Linked DNA regions of Homo sapiens: region 1 is linked to region 2. The links are chromatin loops, found by intact Hi-C in ENCODE. Cell type or tissue: ascending aorta. All regions are shown on one strand. Links, peaks and the distances in the headings refer to the core of each region. The heading gives the core; the rest is flanking DNA.

What was found. Hi-C counts contacts between places; a loop is a spot of excess contacts. Peaks named below come from ENCODE experiments on the same cell type or tissue, not always from the same donor. Only the 100,000 strongest peaks of a DNase experiment are listed, where the experiment ranks them.
Region 1: a loop joins it to region 2, with 2.8 times the contacts of the local background. A loop is called at or near these places in 2 of 110 quality-filtered maps.

Annotation. Positions count from the first base shown.
Region 1 is chr17:17,472,492-17,482,367 of GRCh38, forward strand. It overlaps MED9 (mediator complex subunit 9), which reads left to right and starts at 4,509. Exons shown (of 2, transcript NM_018019.3): 1 at 4,509-4,774. The coding sequence starts at 4,551. RefSeq lists an enhancer at 4,513-4,612. In ascending aorta, for the core only: no CTCF peak of the experiment used is centred there; DNase peaks (open chromatin) are centred at 4,490 and 4,849; H3K4me3 peaks cover 2,108 bases; H3K27ac peaks cover 630 bases.
Region 2 is chr17:17,748,005-17,757,880 of GRCh38, forward strand. The region is part of intron 2 of RAI1 (retinoic acid induced 1); the gene reads left to right. Among named protein-coding and RNA genes, the nearest start is that of RAI1-AS1, 13 kb to the right of the region's middle. RefSeq lists enhancers at 3,617-3,736, 4,251-4,952, 9,532-9,631 and a silencer at 4,077-4,546. In ascending aorta, for the core only: a CTCF peak has its summit at 4,168; DNase peaks (open chromatin) are centred at 1,119, 2,117, 4,347 and 7,708; H3K4me3 peaks cover 1,931 bases; H3K27ac peaks cover 3,847 bases.

The DNA.
Region 1 (9,876 bases), core at 814-8,813, 280 kb before region 2:
GCTCAGAGAGAGAAGAAAGACAATCCGCAGGGTGGACCCAAGCAAAGGGCTTTTGTCTGAGGTTTATGCAATGAATCGTGGCTTCAGTGAGCTGATTCCTGGTATACATTGCACTACATTTGGCCAGAACAATGATTGCTGCCTTTTTTTTTTTTAACTCACAAAAATCAAAGTATTGTGTAGCTTTTTCCACCTGCCTGAGGCTCCAGGTTATGAAAAGAAAAGGATGAATCATAAGTAAGAATATAGCTTTGATGAAAAAGCCCTCTATCATATGATGACATGATCAGTTTAACAAGACCCATGGTGTCTGTCTGACGGAGACATGACTATTTTTGGACTTTACGTAGCAGAATTCTTGTATCACAAGAATATTCATAGATATGTGTGATACGGGTCCACTTTGAGCATCTGAAAGTTCAGTTCTGGGTGCAGTCTGGTTTTTGTATGTGTTCTTGTAGTAGCAGTTTATTGCATAAGGAATAATTACTCCAGGGTTTTTGAAAAAAAAAAAAATTAAGTAGCAGTAGTAGCTAACACATAGATGCTTACTATGTGCCAGGCACTGTTTGAAGCTCTTGACATGCATTCCCTCTTGTAACTGTTTCAGCAGCCCCATTAGGTAGGTACTGTATGATTCCATTTTGCAGATGAGGAGACCCAGGCTCAGGGAGGTTAAATAACTTGCCCAGCGTCATAGAGCCAGAGAGGAGCAGAGCATGGAGTCTATGTGCCAAACCCCCTTGCACCCACCCCTCTATTTGGCCGTTGTTCATATTTATCCTATTTACTTCAAGTTATCTCATATACAAGAGATAAAACACCACATAGAAAGTTGCTGTGCCTGTTATATTCCCAGTCCTTGCTTCGTCCCCTGTCCCATCCATGTGAGGTGTATCCCCCAGTTCCTTTTTCAAATACATTTACATAGGTGTCATATTTATGGACAATAGAGAATGTTATTTTTCATGCTTCAACATTTGCATAAGTGGTAATATACTCTATATCCATTGTAGAACTCGCTTTTTCCTCCATTTCCACCATTATGATGTGAGTGTTGTCTATGTTGATATGAATCCATTTCTCTGCACCATCCAGTTCTGTAGTTGCTGGCCACATTTGGATGCTGAGCAGTGATATGTGACTGCTGGAATTGAGATGTACGGTGAGTGTAAAACACCCGGTTTCAAAGACAGTAGGAAAAACAGTAAAATATCCTATTAATAATTTTCATATTGATTACTTGTTGAAATTATAATATTTTGGACATATTGGGTTAAATAAAATGTATCATTAAAATTAGCTTCACCTATGTTTTCTCTCTCTTTTTTTTTTTTTTTTTTTTTGAGACAGAGTCTCGCTGTATCGCCCAGGCTGGAGTGCAGTGGTGTGATCTTGGCTCACTGCAACCTCTGCTTCCCAGCTTCAAGCAATTCTCCTGCCTCAGCCTCCCAAGTAGCTGGGACTACAGGTGTGTGCCACCACGCCCAACTAATTTTTGTATTTTTAGTAGAGATGGGGTTTCACTATGTTGGCTAGGCTAACCTCAAGTGATCCACCCGCCTTGGCATCCCAAAGTGCTGAGATTACAGACATAAGCCATGACACCCGACCTGTTTTCTTATTTTTTAATATGGCTGCTAGAAAACTGAACACCGCCTCTGCGGCTTGCATGTTTGGCTTACATTTTTATCAAAGGGCAGTGATGTGGATCATTCCTCTTAGCTGCTGTCTGTCTGGGTTTTGTTAATTGGTGAAGTAAGAAGTCCTAAATCTAATAGCAAGAAGAATTACTATTTACTGCGCACAGATATTTACTCTAAGTGCTTTACAAGTAATGGCCCATTCAGTCTTGCGAGGTGGCATGGCTGCACGAAGTGAGATTAAGCAATTGCCCAGTCACGAAGCTCCAAGGAGGCTGAGTTGAGGCTGAAGTCAGGCGGCTGCCTCCAAAGCCTGACCTTGTAACCACTAACTGGACAAGGCCCCGTGAGAAACGGCATAAATCCACCTAAGAAAGCAATGACCTTAGAGCTTCCCTTGTGGTGGGGTGAAGTTTCCTTCACCACAATACATTGTCCTTACATATCAATGGAGCATCTGTCTTTCCTGACTTTTAACAGAGCAGGTTATAAACAGACACACATTTGTTGTGGCAATTTCAGCTTTAATGAAACCAGCACAGGCAGTATTTTTCTGACATCCGCTTGCAACATTATGAAGTCAGCTTTACTCTTTGCCACTAATTATATTAACTATTTTTAGGGCAAACTGTCAATGCACCATACTGGTTCATGCTTCCTAGGTTTTCAACCTGTTTTCTTTAGCCATATCTATTTATACCTCAAGTGTTTTTTCTTTTAAGAAGCATCCTCATTTTTCTGACAATGATATAGTTGTGGCTCATAATTAAGTTATAAAACACTCTGGGAGGGCAAAGATGACGTGTGATTGCCATGGGGATATTATTGATGAATATTGGATTGGTTTTTGAATTCTGAATTCAAACCCACTTTAACATTTTGAATCATAAAGTTACAGAACTGGTAGGGATCCGAAGTCTCTTTAGTGTTGGTTAAGATCATAGACTTGGCATCAGCAACTGCGTTGACCCTTAGGCTGGGATCTTAACCATTGTAAGTCTTGGTTTTCTCATCTAGAAAATGGGGATCCTGACATCCATCTTCTAGACCTCTGTCTGTGGATTGAGACAGTGACTGTAACTCTGTTCCCTGTATCTACTTTTACTCCATGGTAGTTGTGGTAATTACTATTATTATTACTATTACTATATCATCTTTCCCCAGATGACTCCAAGGGTATACAGTCTCTTCAAGCACATCTGGCCTTTTTCTCCTCCATGCTCAACCAGAACTCTTGAACTTTCCCTTAGTTGGAGAGGTCAATGGTTAGAAGGAAGAAAACTCCGCAACCCACTCCCTCCCTTTGCTCTCTCTCTGGGGCACCGTGGGCAGCTCTTGCTGCAGAGAGCTGTGCTGAGGCCCTTTACTACAGAACCTGTACAGCGCACCCTCCAACAGCACTTCCATCTATGGTCCTACTCCCCAAGGATCTGCCTCCGCACAGCCCTCCCAATGTGCCTGAAAATATCAGCATTGATCCTTTCCCTGGCCACCTTGCTCTTAAGGCTCCTGTTCATCATGCTATGTGGATGTGGACCTCCTCGCCTCTCTGTACTGCCCATGATGGTGGATTACAGCAGAATGGGCTCACCAGTTGACAGCTTTCCCCACTCATGTCTTCTACTCACTAGCTAAGCTTGGGGTGGGTGTCCCCATTGCCCGGAAAATTACTACACAGCCCTCATATCAAACTTGTTTTGAGAAGCATAACCATAAACCCATCTTTGGCCTATGATCCTAGGGAGTCCTCATGCCAACAAGACCTTTTGGGGTCAGCCACGCATGTGAAGTTAGAATGCAGTTTAGGCTGTGCCATGAATCTGAACTAAATATGATTTTAGGGGTGAGGAAACTGGGACCTAGGGGCTTGGGGAACTGGCCCGAAGGTATGGAGAGTACCTGACCTTGTCGTTCTTCCAGGATATGATATTTACTCCTGGCACCAATCCCCTCTACCTTGTACTGAAAGCAAGGACAGCCTGCCTGCAACCACACATACAGGTGGCCATCCAGCAGGTGCATACTAAATGTGTGTTGAGTTGAATTATTAGACTCTTTCTAAGCAACCTTGCAGCATTGAAGGGACCGCAATCCCTTTGCCTCTGCGTCCTTAGGGCTAAACTCGAGGTCTCGATGTCTTGCACTGTGGGCTGGGCCGGGTTTGGTGCCTCACCCAGCAGGTAAGTGCTGTCTACGCCTCCCACAGGTCCAGTGGCTCCTCTCCAGACTTGGGTGCACTGGGCCAGGCTGCACCTTACTAATCTCAAGGCTTCCTGTGTTTGTGGCTTTGGGGCCCTCTTCATCGTGTGAATAGGAATAAGAAGATTGTTATTTCTGGCCGGGTGCAGTGGCTCACGCCTGTAATCCCAGCACTTTGGGAGGCCGAGACGGGCGGATCACCTGAGGTGGGGAGTTCGAGACCAGCCTGATCAACATGGAGAAACCCCGTCTCTACTAAAAATATAAAATTAGCCGGGCGTGGTGGTGCATGCCTGTAATCCCAGCTACTAGGGAGGCTGAGGCAGGAGAATCGCTTGAACCCGGGAGGCGGAGGTTGCGGTGAGCCGAGATCGCGCCACTGCACTCCAGCCTGGGCAACAAGAGCGAAATTCCGTCTCAAAAAAAAAAAAAAGATTGTTATTTCTGAAATAAACCCCTATTTCTCACTATTTAATAATTTAGCAATCTTGACTCACAATCCAAATCCAGGCACCCCAGACCCACCCACGGCCCGTTGCCTAGCAACAGCCTCCCCACCCCCGCCTCCGCGCCTTTTCCCGCCGACTGCCCAGTGCGCACGCTCAGAGCCTTCCTCCACACCCCGCCCCTGCAGGGCGCGCGGTGGTGACGTGTAGAGTGCGCGACGCTTTTGGCGACCCGACCTCTGGCTAACCTACCCCCGGAGCCATGGCCTCTGCTGGGGTGGCAGCCGGGCGACAGGCGGAGGATGTATTGCCGCCAACGTCCGACCAGCCGCTGCCTGACACCAAGCCGCTGCCGCCTCCTCAGCCGCCGCCGGTCCCTGCGCCTCAACCGCAGCAGTCGCCGGCGCCACGGCCTCAGTCACCTGCCCGCGCGAGGGAGGAAGAGAACTACTCCTTTTTACCTTTGGTTCACAACATCATCAAATGGTAAGAACCTAGGAGAGGACCAGGCCCCATACTCCCTCCAGCTTCTCCTCTCAGCCGTTTCAGAGCTGCAAGAGGCCTTGGCGCTCTGGGGCACGCCCCCGTTTCACAGATGGGGAAACTCAGACCCAGAGCGGGAAGAGGCCTTTCCCAAGACCACAGAGACATTCCATGAGTTAAGCAAACGATTTGAGCCTCGAGAGGTGCGATATCCTTAAGAATGAAGCCAGCTTAGAGACTAAATGCAGACTCTTGTCCAGCGGCTCAAATGTTCATCCCAGCGATCTTGAGCAAATTAAATCTCTTTAAGCCTCAGTTTTCTCACCTTTAATGTTGGTAATACTCACTTTAGTTCCTTAGTTCAGCAAACTCAACAGATAAGCATCATCTTCCCTGTGCCAAGTGCTACGGGATGGACGCAGTAAAAGGGGCCAACTTTTCACCCCCAAAGGTTTAGATAGAAGGAAAAAAAGACATGATTGGGAATAACCCACAATTCAAAAAGATTGAGACGGGAGTGGTGGCGATGGGAAACATTAGACTAAGCAGAAACACAGAAGTTGCCTCAGATGATTAGACCCACTTGTACTGACTTTGTTCTAACAGTACCAAAGGAAATAATTGTTGTCATCCTTTTGGCCAGCCTTCAGGGTAGCCTGAGTTTTCAAAGTGACTCTGTAGAGGAAAAACCAAAAACAAAAACACAAAAGTCTCACTGATCCTTATGTTTGCCTAAATTATTATTTTTTTTGAGAGAGGGTCTCGCTCTGTCACCCAGACTGGAGTACAGTGGCGTGATCTCGGCTCACTGCAGCCTCAACCTCCTGGCCTCAAGCCATCCTCCCACCTCATCCTCCCAAGTAACCGGAACCACAGGCATGAGCCATGGCACCCAGCGAATTTTTGTATTTTTTGTAGAGATGGAGTTTCACCATGTTGCCCAGGCTGTAAATTATTTTCATTATGTTACTTCACTGTATATCCACGTGATACTAGGTGTAAACCCCTAGGCTTGTAACTCTTACTCAACCATTAAAGACCAAAACAAAGTAAATTAAAAGAAAATTACGATTCCAGTAACATTCAGGTGAACATGAATGTGCTCTTCACTGTTTTACTGAAATGGAATTGTTACAACGTGAAGGTCTTGACTGTTAGTGGCCCACCCACTTTTGAGTTTAAGCAAATTAGATTCACTTGCTGTGGGATGACCTGATGCTCTTCTGCCACTTTTCAAATAACTACAAAGGCTTTGTTCTCACATTAGACCCTGGCTTCATTTGGTTTCACTTGGTGTTTAAATACTGTTTATAGGGGCCAGGCATGGTGTCTCATGCCTGTAATCCCAGCACTTTGGGAGGCCAAGGCGGGCGGATCACGAGGTCAGAGTTTGAGACCAGCCTCGTCGACATGGCAAAACCCCATCTCTACTAAAAACACAAAAATTAGCCGGGTGTGGTGGCGGCTGCCTGTAATCCCAGCTACTCAGGAGGCTGAGGCAGGAGAATCACTTGAACCCGGGAGGTGGAGGTTGCAGTGAGCCGAGATCATGCCATTGCACTCCAGCCTGGGCAACAAGAGCAAGACTCTGCCTCAAAAAAAAAAAAAAAGTAATGCTTATAGGATAAGGCAGCCTATTCAGTTTTCGTGAGCCTGTGATAATGATCATAGACAGAAATACATATGGAGCCCCTGTAATCCTAGGGCAGTGCTGGATTATAAAGGGTTTATTCTGATTAACCCTAGTTTACTGGTTTTAAGAAAAATGTGGAAAAATGAAAACACAAAATGTACACATTCACAAGGACAGCTCTTGAACTCCCCAAGAGTATATTCTTGAGCCCTGGTAGAGCAGCTGGGTTGGGTTGGCCTTAAAAGATGTAGTAGTAAGTTATACTAGAGAGAACAGGCTTTGAAGTTAGACAGCCCTGTGTTCAAATCTGTGTACTGACATTTTCTTGCCTTCTAATCTTGATATAAATGCCTAACCTTTCTAGGCCATAATCTTCTTATCTCTAATATGTCCATAGTGGACCTCAAAAGAGAGGTTCAGATTATGTCATAGCTCTATAATGTGCTGACTGGGTGACCTTGGCAAGTAGCTTAGCTTCTCTGAGCCTGTTTTTCTCTTGTGAAATGGGAATGCTTATGTCATAGGATTGTTGGGAGATGTACTCAGGAGTGTACCTGTGAAACATAGTGGGTTGATCACATGTGCTTGTCTCTGTTCCATCTAAAAGGACAGAGAAGGGAGTTTAAAAAAAAAAAAAAGCATAAAACCTTCAGACATGGTGGTTCATGCCTGTAATCCCAACACTTTAGGAGGCTGAGGCGAGCCGGTCGCTTGAGCCTGGGAGTTCAAGACCAGCCTGGGCAACATGGCAAAACCCCGTCCCTACAAAAAATACAAAAAAAATTAGCCAGGCATGGTGGTGTGTGCCTGCAGTCCTGGCTACTTGGGAGGCTGAAGTGGGAGGATCACTTGAACCCAGATCATGCCACTGCATTCTAGCATGGGTGACAGAATGAGACCCTGTGTCAAAAATAAAAAGCATAAAACCAAAAAGAATAGGACAGGAGATGATTGCCACAAAGTGGATGACCAGGGCTAATTCATCTACCAACTCCTAAGCACCTGGTTTGTTAACCATGGCCTATCCCCAGATCTCAGGAACTCTAGTGCAAGGACCCCCTGGAAATAGGGGTGAAGGTGGGTCTAAGAACAGGAAGATTACTTGGAAGTCTGTTTAAGAAGCAGGTCCCCACAGTCCTGTCCCACCTCCCATCCCCTCCAAGCGGCCGGGTGACTACCCTTCTTCCAACTTGGCAGATGGTTAAAAGGTTACTCTCCCGAGATTTATTCTTAGGAAGGAATAAGCCAGAGAGTACCTTGACTGTGGGACACCAGGCACACTGCAGGGGTAGGTAGGGGGAGCCATACTGAAAAGAGGGATTAAGAGAAAGTTCACAGTCTGAAGAGAGACACCACCCGAGCCTTCCCCCACCTGGCTTCTAGATTGGCAGCCAAAGAGAGTGGAAGTGCCCTCTCTATGGTGCGTGACCAATTAAGAGAAAAGACATTGGAAAAAAAAAAAGCCTAGTCAATTAATTCTGAGAAAATGAACAAGCATCACTCATTTGCAGAGCTTCCACTAAGCCTTTTAGTGTTTTATTCTTAAATATATGAGTGGATGGCCAAGGTCACTAAGCATAGGAAGAAACCCCCTGGTAAGAAAGACACGGGTCAGGCGCGGTGCCTCATGTCTGTCTGCAAGCCCAGCACCTGGGCAGGCTGAGATGGGAGGATAGCTTGAACCCAGGGAGCTGAGGCTACGGTGAGCCATGATCGCACTGCTACACTTCAGCCTGGGTGACATAGACTCTGTCTCAAAGAAGAAAGAAAGAAAGAGAGGAGACAGAGAGAGAGAGGAAAAAAGAGAAAGACAAGACAGAAGAGCAGAAAAAGCCACGTGGAGGAAACAGTAGCCACAAAGGAATGGAGTGGTTCTGCAGCTGTAAACATGAGAAGAGGCTAGGATCCAACCTGCAAACCTTCAGTATAGGCGTGTCTTTGAGTTTATAGGCAAATGAGGGAGGAATAAGGGCAGAGGAGGAAGGGAGAGGAGACCTCGTGAAGCCTGGGGGAGTCAGAAGGCTTGGTAAGAGTGATGCCAACAATGAGTCTTCAATTAGGAAAGGGAGGCAGGAGGAATGTTGGTATAGGAAAAACATGTAAGGACACGAAGCCAAGAAATAGCATCTACTCATGGGAGTCAGCTTCTAGCTTGGTGGTGTTGAGCATACATCCAAGGCAGGAAGAGGTGGCTGGGGAGGAGGGAAGAGCCAGGAAACAGAGTGCAGGTGTCTTCTGAGGGATGGGGAGCTAGTGAAACTGTCAGGCTGGAAGCCAGTCAAGACACAGTACTGGCGGGTGGAGATGAGGGCTGGGACCATGTCCGGTCCACCCAGGTGGCGCTCTCTGGCCCTGGGTCCCTTCCTTTCCTATAACTTCCCCAATGATCCTTTTATTCTTTGTTTACTTCTTGCACAGGGGTGAGTAAGGAGGTAAAATCTGAAGTAGTGAATTTAGCCTTTCTTGTTCTCATAAAGAATTCAGAGTTTTTGAAAAATTATTTAATAAAAGTAACAACTGCAAGTTTAGAAGTACAGAGAAACGTAAAATGGAAAATGTGTTCCTTCCCCCAAGTCCCCTCACCTGTAGTAACTGCTGTTAATACTTTCCTAAGTTCCTTCTGGGAATTACATATGAATGTCATTTCAAAAATTTATACAAATTGAGATCACGTCGTACTTGACTTTTTTCACTGATTAGTCTCTTTTGGCCACCTTTCCATACTGCACATAAAGATCTACCTCATTAAGGCAGCTGCAGAAAATTGCATCTTGTGGATGCAGCATAACTGATGGAACTGGTTTTCTGTTGATGGTCTTCTAGCTGTTTTTCTTATTCTTGCTATTACCAGCACAGTGCTGGGGTTAGCATCTTTGTGTAGGAGTAAGTTTATGATCAGATAAATCCCAGCAGTAGAATTGCTGGGGCATAGGGTACAAACATTTTTTATAGTGATAGTTATGCTAAATTTAGAGCACTACGTCTTTTTAGCTAACTCTTTTCCAAAATTCAGTCCTTGTAGACTAGACTGCTTCAGTTAACCTAAAATGGCCTATAAATCTGCCACCCAGAAAGCATTAAACAAAAATTAAAGTTGTAGACGGATTCTACAAGTACCCATGGATATGAAATGGAAACAGGGCCTCTCCCTTCACTCCTCCCAGCTCCCTTGCAAAGCTGTGTAATATTCCACTTTATGAACGTGCTGTCGTTTATGTAAACAGTTTCTTGCTCAAGGACACCGTCATTGTTTCTGCATTTTGCTGTTGGAATCAGCACTGCAGCAAGCATCTTTGCCCATGCTATCTTGGTGAACTCTTGGTAGTCTCTGTGGGGGTAAATTTCTAGCAATGGGATATGTGAATCTGTTTGGGTCACTATGAGCAAAGAATGCCCTGATCTATGCTTCCACCAACAGTTTTTGTGTCTTTCCCCATCACCTGCCATCACCATTAAACTTTTAACTTTGGCA
Region 2 (9,876 bases), core at 574-8,573:
AGTGAGCTGTGATCGTGCGACTGCACTCCAGCCTGGGCGACAGAGCAAGACCAGTTCTACCTGGCTAGGGTGGCCCCAGAGTCATGGCGGAAGGCGAAAGGCATGTCTTACATGGTGGCAGGCAAAGAATGAGGACACCCAATCTTCTTTACTCATTCATCTAACACTGACTGTGTGGCCTGGCACCCACCAGGAATGTCCCTGCCCTCAAAGTCTTTACAGGCTGTTGGAGATGGGGCAGATGCCCAAATAAGTCATTGTTGTCCCAGGTAGTGCCATGCCAGGGGCCATCCAGGGAGCTGAGGGCCCAGTAAAAAGGCACTTAAACTCAAATGCATGGAGAAGGGGACAGCCAGGGTGTGATTAGGGAAGACTTCCTGAAGGAGGTGCTGCTCCGAGAAGGTTGATTGGGTGGTTTTTGTAGGGGTTTTCTTGTTTCCACTTTTTAAATAACTACTTCATGCCACATGCTATTAGGTGCTTTTCACATACATCGTCATGTTTAATTTGTACCAACAACCCTGTGAGATAGGAAATAGCTTCCGTATGTTAGCAGTGAGTAAGCTAAGGATCAGAGAGGGGAGGTTGCTTGGACAACTGGCTTAGCCATGATTAGAACTCCAATAGGTTCTTAAATGATGATAGAAAAGGTGTAGGAGGATGGGAGCCGAGGCTGGCATACCTGGCAGAAGAAACAGTGTACGCACGCGTATGTCGGTGGGGCACTGTGGTGTGGAGGGCTGCAGGGCTTGGTAGCACTGGAGTGAGCAGAGGCGAGCCTGAAAGCTGGCGGCAGGGACCTCAGGGGCCATGACAGGTATGTGAGTCAAGGGAGTGATGTGGTCCCGCTACAAATCACTGGGGGCTTCAGCCCCTAATGGGACCTCCTCTAGCTGCACCCCCCTCCCTGCCTGTGCCCTTTTTGGCACCTGGTGGCAGGCACACCTCAAAGAACTGCTGCATCTGTTCCTGCTTCTGACCTCAGGAGACAGCAGCAGGGCTGGCATGGAGCATCAGGGAAATGCACAACAACACATCAGCCCCTGGGGGCCTCCTGGATCTCCCCACGAATCCTGCAATACCCTTCACAACCATCCCCGTCCAGAAAGAGGCTGAATGGCGGCCAGCATCTGCCCGTCAGCAGAGAGTTCCCGCTCTTAGCACCAGCTCGCCTGAGCTGCCTCCAGGGACAGTCCTGCCCGCCTCCCCAGAGAGCCAGTGCTTCCGCTGCCGCCTAATAGCTCTCCCGGCTGGAGACGACTCTTGATATTTAGCCTGCGTGGCAGGAGCCTTAATAGCAGCAACTCTCCCTCCCTGCTCCTGCCTCCTGAGCCCCAGAGACAGCTCTGCTCACCTCCTAGCCGGCATCCTCCACGCACTGCCTAGGCATCAGGCGGAGGTCTTTCTGCCCACTCTTGGTAACATCAAGGAATGAATGAGCATCCAGGAGCACTTCGAGTGTGCTATTTTCTCCTCTGAGATTCAGAGATGCCCTTTGAGAGGCTATTAGCATGGCCACAATTTAAATATGAGGAAACTGAAATTCAGAGAGGGGATGTGATGGAGATGGCTCACTTTCGCTTCATCTTCCCCCCCTCTTGGTACCAGGAAGTGGACCATGCTCCTTCAGGCCTCAGGATCTTTGCCTCTGCTGGTCTTTCTTGCCTGGAACTCTCTCTCCTCCTTCTCTCTCATAGATCTCATCTCAGAGAAGCCTTCCTGCCCTGGTTTATTTACTAAGGTTGGTCCTTCTTGCCATACTGTAAGCTCCATGAAAGTGGGGAGTTCCCCTACCTTCTGTTGCTCCCCTCTGTATCCCCAGCACCCAGCATAGGGCATGTAGCTCCACTAGGGCCTCATTAAGTATTTATTGAATGAGCAAATGAGTGAATGGATAAGCACATGCCTGTACTAGTTAGGGTAAGATCAGCTGCAGCAACAAACCAACCTAGCATTTCTAGATGGAGGTTTGTATTTCCGGAGGATGGTGAGTATTTCTGGTGGGTGGAGGTTTCCTCCACATGGCAATGTGGCCGGGGCATGGTCTGCATCAAGCTGGCTTAGTGTGGAGGGTCCACCCTGGAAGGAGATATCACTTGCATTCACATTCCATTGGCTGGAGCACAGTCATGTGACCATGCCCAGCTGCAAGGAAGGCTGGGAAATGTAGTCCAGCTGTGGCTCCAAGGACGGAGAACAGGTTTTCGTGACTCCAAATCTTCCCATAGGTTGCTGTATTGGTCTCTCTAATCAGCAGAGCCAACCGTTACCGAGTCCTTGTCACTATACCCTGTTGTAAGCCCTTTTCTCAAATTAGTCCATTTTATTCTTACAACAGCCCTACAGGAGGGTATTATAATTAGCCCAGTTTACTGATGAGCAGGCAGGGGCTCAAATGACATGTTAAGGGGAAAATACCCATTAGAAACATGATGGGCCGGGCACGGTGGCTCATGCCTGTAATCCCAGCACTTTGGGAGGCCGAGGCGGGTGGATCACCTGAGGTCGAGAGTTTGAGACCAGCCTAACCAACATGGAGAAACCTTGTCTCTACTAAAAATACAAAATTAGCCGGGCATGGTGGTGCGTGCCTGTAATCCCAGCAACTTGGGAGGCTGAGGCAGGAGAATCGCTTGAACCTGGGAGGCGGAGGTGAGCTGAGATTGCACCATTGTACTCCGTCTCAAAAAAAAAAAAAAAAAAAAAAAAGAAAAGAAACACATGATGGGTGTCTGGAGATGCAGCAGCCAAAGGCTGAGACCCTCACCCCTGACTCCACCAAACATTACAGATATTCAAATAGACAGGCCAGTGTCCAGAAGAAATTTATGCGGGCTGAGCCACAGTTGCTGGCCTTTGTTTTCTCTGGTTTTGTGCTTGTCCAAGGGTGGGGAGGTGGTTGAGTACATCTCTCTGAGGGTCTGGGCCAGGGCTCAGCACTTCATCATTTCAGCTGTCCATATTTGGAGGGCATCTGTTTCCTTCCGCCTTCCACAGAGGAGGAAGATGGGTACACATGTGGCTAGTAACCATTAGCCGTCGACTTCCGGTTTTGTCTTTCTGGCTCTTTATGATTGACAAGTGCTGGCATGTTGGCCTTTCTGCCCCTTAGCAGCCCTCCATGCAGGAAAGCGGGAGGGAGGGGTGTGTGGCCAGTGCTAGGATGGGGTCTGTATGGAAGAGTAGCTCCAGGAAGTGGAGCCTCATCAAGGCAGGTAGCCCACGCTTCCCGAGGAGGTGACATTTGGTCGGGCTTTGAAGGCTAAGGTGGGAGTCTGTCAGACTGAAAAGGAAAGGCATGCCAGGCAGAGGGGCCTGTGCAAAGGCTAAGAGAGCCTGGCTTCTCGGCTCCTGTGTCTGCTTTGCCCCTAGAGCTTGCCCAGAACAGTGACCTAAGTCTGAGATCCTTCCGACCCACACTGCAGAGGGAATGTCTCCTAAAACTACTGTTTATCTCACCTCAAGCTGGTGTTTTCCCCTTGTCCGTAGAGAAGGAAAGGGTAGCAAAAAAAGAAGGAAGGTGAGGAGGGAAAGTGAACAGAGAGCGACTGGACTGAGCACCTGCTGGCTTGCTCTGCTGTGTCACTGCCATAACTCTTCCCTAGCTATGCACCGTGGCCCCTTGCTCTCCTGCGGGCACACTACTGCCTTGGGCCTTTGCACGCACTGGCCGCCTGTCCTGCCTGCAGTGCTCTTCCTGGAGAGCCACAGGGCCGATTCCTCCTTCTCCTTAGAGTCTTCTCTCAAATTACCTCTCTTGATGAGGCCTGCCAGACCACCTTATTTAAAACTACGAACCTAGTACCCGTTCCCCTTAGCGAATGTTTCCCCCAGAGCACTCAGTCGCGGTGTAACGCCCTGTACAATTTACTGATTTATGTTGCTGCTTATTGGCTGCCTCCCTTCCGTGCGTCTCCCCAACTCCTCCCATAGAAGCCACCAAGGGCAGAGTTTTTTTTTATTTTTTGTTTTTTTAATCTCTTATAGTGGTGGATCTCAAGCACCCGAACATAGTAGGCACTCAATAAATGTTTGTTGAAGTATGAGTGAATTCAGCCCTGGGCAAAACGTGACCCCATTTCACAGACTAGGAAGTGGAGGCCCAGGGTCTTGCAGCCCTGTGGGGAGAGGGCTGCCCAGCGCCCCGCAGGAGCCTCCCGCCCGGCATACCCACGGGCCAGTGCCGGGACTGGGCGCGGGGCGGCGCGCGGGCGCAGGTAGCCATGGTGACAGCGCCCCAGACTACTCGTATTTCCTGCCTTTTGTGTTCGCACATGCCCCAGCCCCCAGCCCGGGCAGACGCCCCTGATTGGCCGTCACACTGCGGAGGGGCGGGGCGGGGTGAGCGGAAAGGGGCGGGGCTGACCTGTGGGCGGGGCCCCCGGGGCGAGGCTGGTCTTGTACTGGCGCGCGCTGCCTGTGATTAACAGGCGGGCGCGGCCGCGCGCGGCTGGAAAGGGGCGGGGCTTCCGGAACAGCCGCCCCGGGAGCCTGGGATAGGGGTGAGTGCTCCTTGATGGCGGCCCCGAACAAAGGACGCCTCCAGACCCGGGCTTCCTGTCCGTAGTTTTTCTTGGCCCTTGGAGTCTGAGAGTGAGAGGCCTGCTAGGCCAGCGCCCCCTAATCCTCATCCGGCCGTGGGTGGCCAGGCACTGCAGACGTGTCCCCGGGGGCCGACCACCTTACTTGCCACGCTGGCCCCTCCCTCTCCTCACCACCACAGGGCCTTTGCACGTCATTCCTGGACACTCTTAAAGTCCTTCTTTCCGGCCGATTCCTCACCCCCTCAGGAGGCTCTCCACACAGACCGTGACCTGCCCTGCCTGGCACTCCTCTGCCCAGCGTTTATATCTCTTTTTGTGCACTCTCCGCCCTCATCACACGTGTGCCTCAGGGCAGGGCCCTGTCTGTGGCCTGGCACACAGTAGGTGCTCGGTTTGTGTTGTTGAATGCCTCCATTCATCAGGTTGCCTGAGGCTTCCTTGGTGGGTGGTGCCGGCTGTACTGGCCCGGGACTTGGGAGGAAGGGAGACAGATGTGCCTTCAGACCCAGACACAGAAGAGTTTGTCTCCAAAGCCAGGGCACTGGGTCAGTGTCTGGCCTGGACCCCAGGCCCGAGGAGCCTGGTTTGGTGTGTGCCCTTGGTGAATGGCCTACTGTGCTGGCCAGACAGGAGCCCCAGGGGCTGGCCCTGCCTCAGGAGGAAGGCAGGGTCACAGACACAGGCTGGAGGGGCCTGGAGTGAGGGCTGCTCAGGACCCCTGCCGACCAGACCTGGGAGCCCCAGCATCTGACTCTTCGTTTGTGTATTACTTGCTGTGCCTTGTCCTGGCTTGACAGGGTTGGAGTGGGGGTTGGAGTGGTAGAGCAGCGAGAAAATCTCCACACCCCTTACCCCCATGGCACTCCCACAAAACAAAAGGGAGCTAAACTCATGAAATCGGCTTCACGGTTATACATGGATAGCCTTTTGGGAGTTGGGTGATCTCTGGGGTATATACATTGTTTCCTCACCAACACCAAAAGAAAATGCAATTTGAGCCAAGCTAATAACAATGTATTAAATCAGAGCTTCCTGAGCTTTGCTGGGTGCTATAAACCACCCCGAAGTTTGTACTAGGAGCAGATTCCTGGGCTCAGGCCACCCTCAAATCACAGATTTTAAGGGGTGGGGCTCAGGAATGCCCTTTTATTCAAACTGCCTGTGTGTGGTTTTGATACTCAGTCTTAAGTCCATCATTTGAGAAATGGAATGACAGATATCTGTGTCTCAGAACACATTTGAACTCCTCTCCAGGCTCTAGAAAGTCTACCGTTCTCTGCCCCAGACCCTGGCTCCAGATTCAAGTCTAGACTGGAGGAACTGTGGATCCTTTGGGATTTGGAAAAAAGTTCTAGACCCTCTTCAGAAAAATGTGCTTGTCCACACACACTTCAACTTTGCATTGGATCTCAAGGTCTCATACCTGGGCTGGGTGGTCTGTAAAGCAGGGGAGACCTATTTGGGGAAAGGCCTCCATGCTGACACTCACCTGAACCTAGGGCCAAAGTGTATGGTTGTACAAGTTGTACATTGTACAAGGATCCCTGGAAGAAATCGAGCCACTGGCCAGCTGTGCAGCCTGGCACCTGGGGTGTCTTCCTGTTTTGTACAAAGGCATTTTATGCCATTCGCCTAACCCAATCTTTTTTTTTTTTTTTTTTTTTTTTTTTTTTGAGACAGAGTTTCGCTCTTGCTGCCCAGGCTAGAGTGCAATGGCGCGATCTCGGCTCACCGCAACCTCCGCCTCCTGGGTTCAAGCAGTTCTCCTGCCTCAGCCCCCCGGGTTCAAGCAACTCTCCTGCCTCAGCCTCCCGAGTAGCTGGGATTACAGGCATGCGCCACCACACCTGGCTAATTTTGTATTTTTAGTAGAGACGGGGTTTCTCCATGTTGGTCAGGCTGGTCTCTATCTCCCGACTTCGGGTGATCCGCCTGCCTCGGCCTCCCAAAGTGCTGGGATTATAGGCATGAGCCACTGCGCCCAGCCTCCCTAACCTGATCTTTAATTCCCCTCCTGCCTCCCATGACAACTCAAGTTAGTGGCACTAGTAAAGTTACAGAAATTATGTGCCTTAGCCATGGGAAACCGGCCCTCTGTAAACTGTTATTAAAGCCATAACAAATAATATCCGACAGCCTGTACCTACTAGTGTTCAGTTCCTGGTACTCCAGAGCCCTAAGCGTTTTTGGGCAGTGGTTGGGGGGCTGCCACCAGGCCTCAACTTGGGTTAGGAAGATAGGGCAAGGGTGCAAGGCCCGTCTCTGCACAGAGGGTGGGAGAGAGGAGTAACTACATAGTAGGTGCTTGGTAAGCACTTTCCCAGTCTACATTCATTGGGTCCATTTTATAGATCAGGAAAACTGAGGCTCTGAGAGGGCTGGTAATTTGGATTAGAGAAGGCCCACCTGTCTGGAGCGGCTTTATGAACACAGGCTTTGGAGTGCGACAGCGGGGAGGTCAGGAGAGGAGAGGAAATAGCCATAGCTGTACCCCCACAACATTCACACCATGCCTCCCCCTGAAGGCTTTGCCTGACGTTTGGACTGTTTAGAGGGCTCCTCTGAGCTCCCACAGCCTGAGCCTTCCTGTCACGGTGCTGCCACCCTGGTTTAGCAGGCCTGTTTACACACTGTCACCCCAAGAGCCTGGCAGCACCCCAGTGCTGGACTGTGAGCCCTCCACACAGGGCCCAGCGCATGGTGTGTAATACAGCTCTATGGAATGCTGAGTGGCTGATTAAGTGGGCTCTAGCTTCTGGCAGCTTTGCTCCCTGGGTGGATGGGGCGGGAGTGATGCAGAAAGGAGAGGTGTAGGCCTAGAGTTAGGAGGGCAGGGAGAGCACTGGGCACTGGAACCACTTGGCAGGGTGAGTTGGCATTCCCTGTTTGCCACGACCTTGGGGTCACCCTCACCAACTTGCCCCAGCTGGGCCTGACTGAAGGGCAGGGGGCCTGGACATTGGAGCCCAGGGAGGGCAGAGGGTGGTAGACTCAGGAGAGAGCTCTTTGTTTGGGGGCATTTCTCCAGCAGAGACCCTTAGTCCCTCCAAGGAGCATGTCCTCCTCCATCAGTCAGTGTCCTAGCCAGCAGGGGTGCGTCCCCCCAGATCCTTCCCTGCTTATCCTATCCTGGGCCCAGCCATGCTTTCTCCCATGGGGTCATGTCATCCTGACCCTCAGATTTGGCTGGGTCGCCCCAGGGCTCTCTGACAAAGCCCAGCTCCTCCCCTGGCACCCAGCATCCCTCAGACCCGGCCTACACCCTGTCAAGCCCGCCTTCTCTTCACCCCAAGGCCTGCCGTGCCTCACAGCTTGGGCAGGGCTGTACCCTCTGCACACATCACCCTTCCCTATCCCCAACCCTCTCCCTTTAGTGATAAATCCAGCTGGCCGCTCTTTGCAGCTCACCAGGGACCAGTGTCCCCAGTGCGGCCCTCGGTGCACCCAGTCCTTACGTGAGCCCTAGCCACCATGGAAAGCCAGGAGGGCCTGGCCAGCCTCCATGTGGGGTCTGGTTGGTTATTGCAGGGCCTGTTGGGACTGCCTGTGTCCCTGTTCCCCTGGGACAGGAGTTCTGGAGCCTGCGAAACTTAAGCATCCATCATGGGACCTGGCACGGGGGTGCCTGGCCACAGCAGGAGTGAATGAATTTTTTTTTTTTTTTTGGAGACAGAGTTTTGCTCTTGTTGCCCAGGCTGGAGTGCAATGGTGTGATCTCGGCTCACCGCAACCTCTGCCTCCCAGGTTCAAGTGATTCTCCTGCCTCAGCCTCCCAGGTTGCTGGGATTACAGGTGCCTGCCACCATGCCTGGCTAATTTTGTATTTTTATTAGAGACAGGGTTTCTCCATGTTGGTCAGGCTGGTCTGGACCTCCTGACCTCAGGTGATCCACCTGCCTCTGCCTCCCAAAGTGCTGGGATTACAGGTGTGAGCACTGCACCTGGCATGAATGAATTTTTTTATTTTTGGAAACTCCTTTGAAATAGTGTGTTTGCTTTCCACTGTCTTGTTCTTCACCTTTACCTCCCTTACGTATAAAGGTAGATGCAGTCAAGTAAAGTGTGCTAGCTTCAAATCAGAAAATCTCCATAGAGTCTTCCGCAAATCCTTGAGCGCCTACTACGTGCTAATCTGTCCCAGGTGCTCAGGACACAGTGTGAACAAAATAGACCAAAAATCCTCTTAGTGAAGCAGACGCTTGAGTCGGGGGCACTGGAGAAAGCAAATCAGTTCGTCGGTAACGAGGCAGGGAAGTGGACGGGGAGGAAGAGGGGCTTCTGTGAAGGTGTGCTTGGCCAGGCCTCAGGCTTCCCACCTGTTCACTGGGGTGATGTGCTTGCCCGGTGGGAACGGTATTCTGTTCATGACTGTTGCCATTGTTATTAACCGCATGCCCATTGCCTTTCAGAGTTTGTGGGCCCTCTCGGGCAGCCCCCAGAGGGTGCTGAATGCCGGGCCCTGTGTACACTTCACCCTATCTCCGCGGGGTCAGGCTGGCCACCTCCATTTACAGAGGAGCAGATGGAGGCCCAGGGAGGGATAGGGTGGTGTCACATGCTTGGAGCGGGGTCCAGGGAGAGCTCTTGGCTCCCTGAGGCAGGGAGACCCTGAGCCCAGACACACCCCAGTTTATAAGTGGGGACAGCTGTGGAGGTGTTGGGTGCTCAGCCCTGGGCCTGGCTTCTCTGGCCTGAAGACGGCAGCTCATCTGGCTGCAGAGTCAGGAAAGATTTCCTGAGCCTGGACTGAGAGGCCAAGGTGGGTTTGCGGAGGCAGGAGAGAGCTCCAGATCAGGAGGCAGTGTGGGCCAAGCCGGGGGGCGGCAGGATGTGAGCACAGAGAGGGCAGCAACCCTTCTACAGACCAGTTCAATTCCAGTAACCCCAGCCTGCCGTAGGGGTGGGGGACAGCCTGGCTGCAGCGGGGCCCACCTGCCAGTGTGTGCCTTGCCTGCGCTCCACCTTCCCCCTCGGGCACTGCGGCTTTCTTGGGACAGCAGGACCCCAGTTAAACAGCCCTGTTTCCTGCCCAGCCGTGGCTGCCGCCTCTTCTCGGAGGATTTTTTTTTCCCACAACTCAACAACCACTACCACTTGCAGCTAAGCAGAAGGGAAGTTAGGACTCGCATTTTGCCTCTGTAGCGCCTGTAATCAGCCCCACACAGCCCCCGCCGCAGGCGCCCATCAGTGCCACTTCCGGAGACTACTTGAGATACACCTGCTCACGCTAAAAGGAGAAGCAGTAATCCATCAAAACAACCCCAGGCGCCGGGGCGGGAGAGGCTGAGACTCAGTTTCCCCTCCCATGGAACAGGGCAGTGTTGGGCATCTG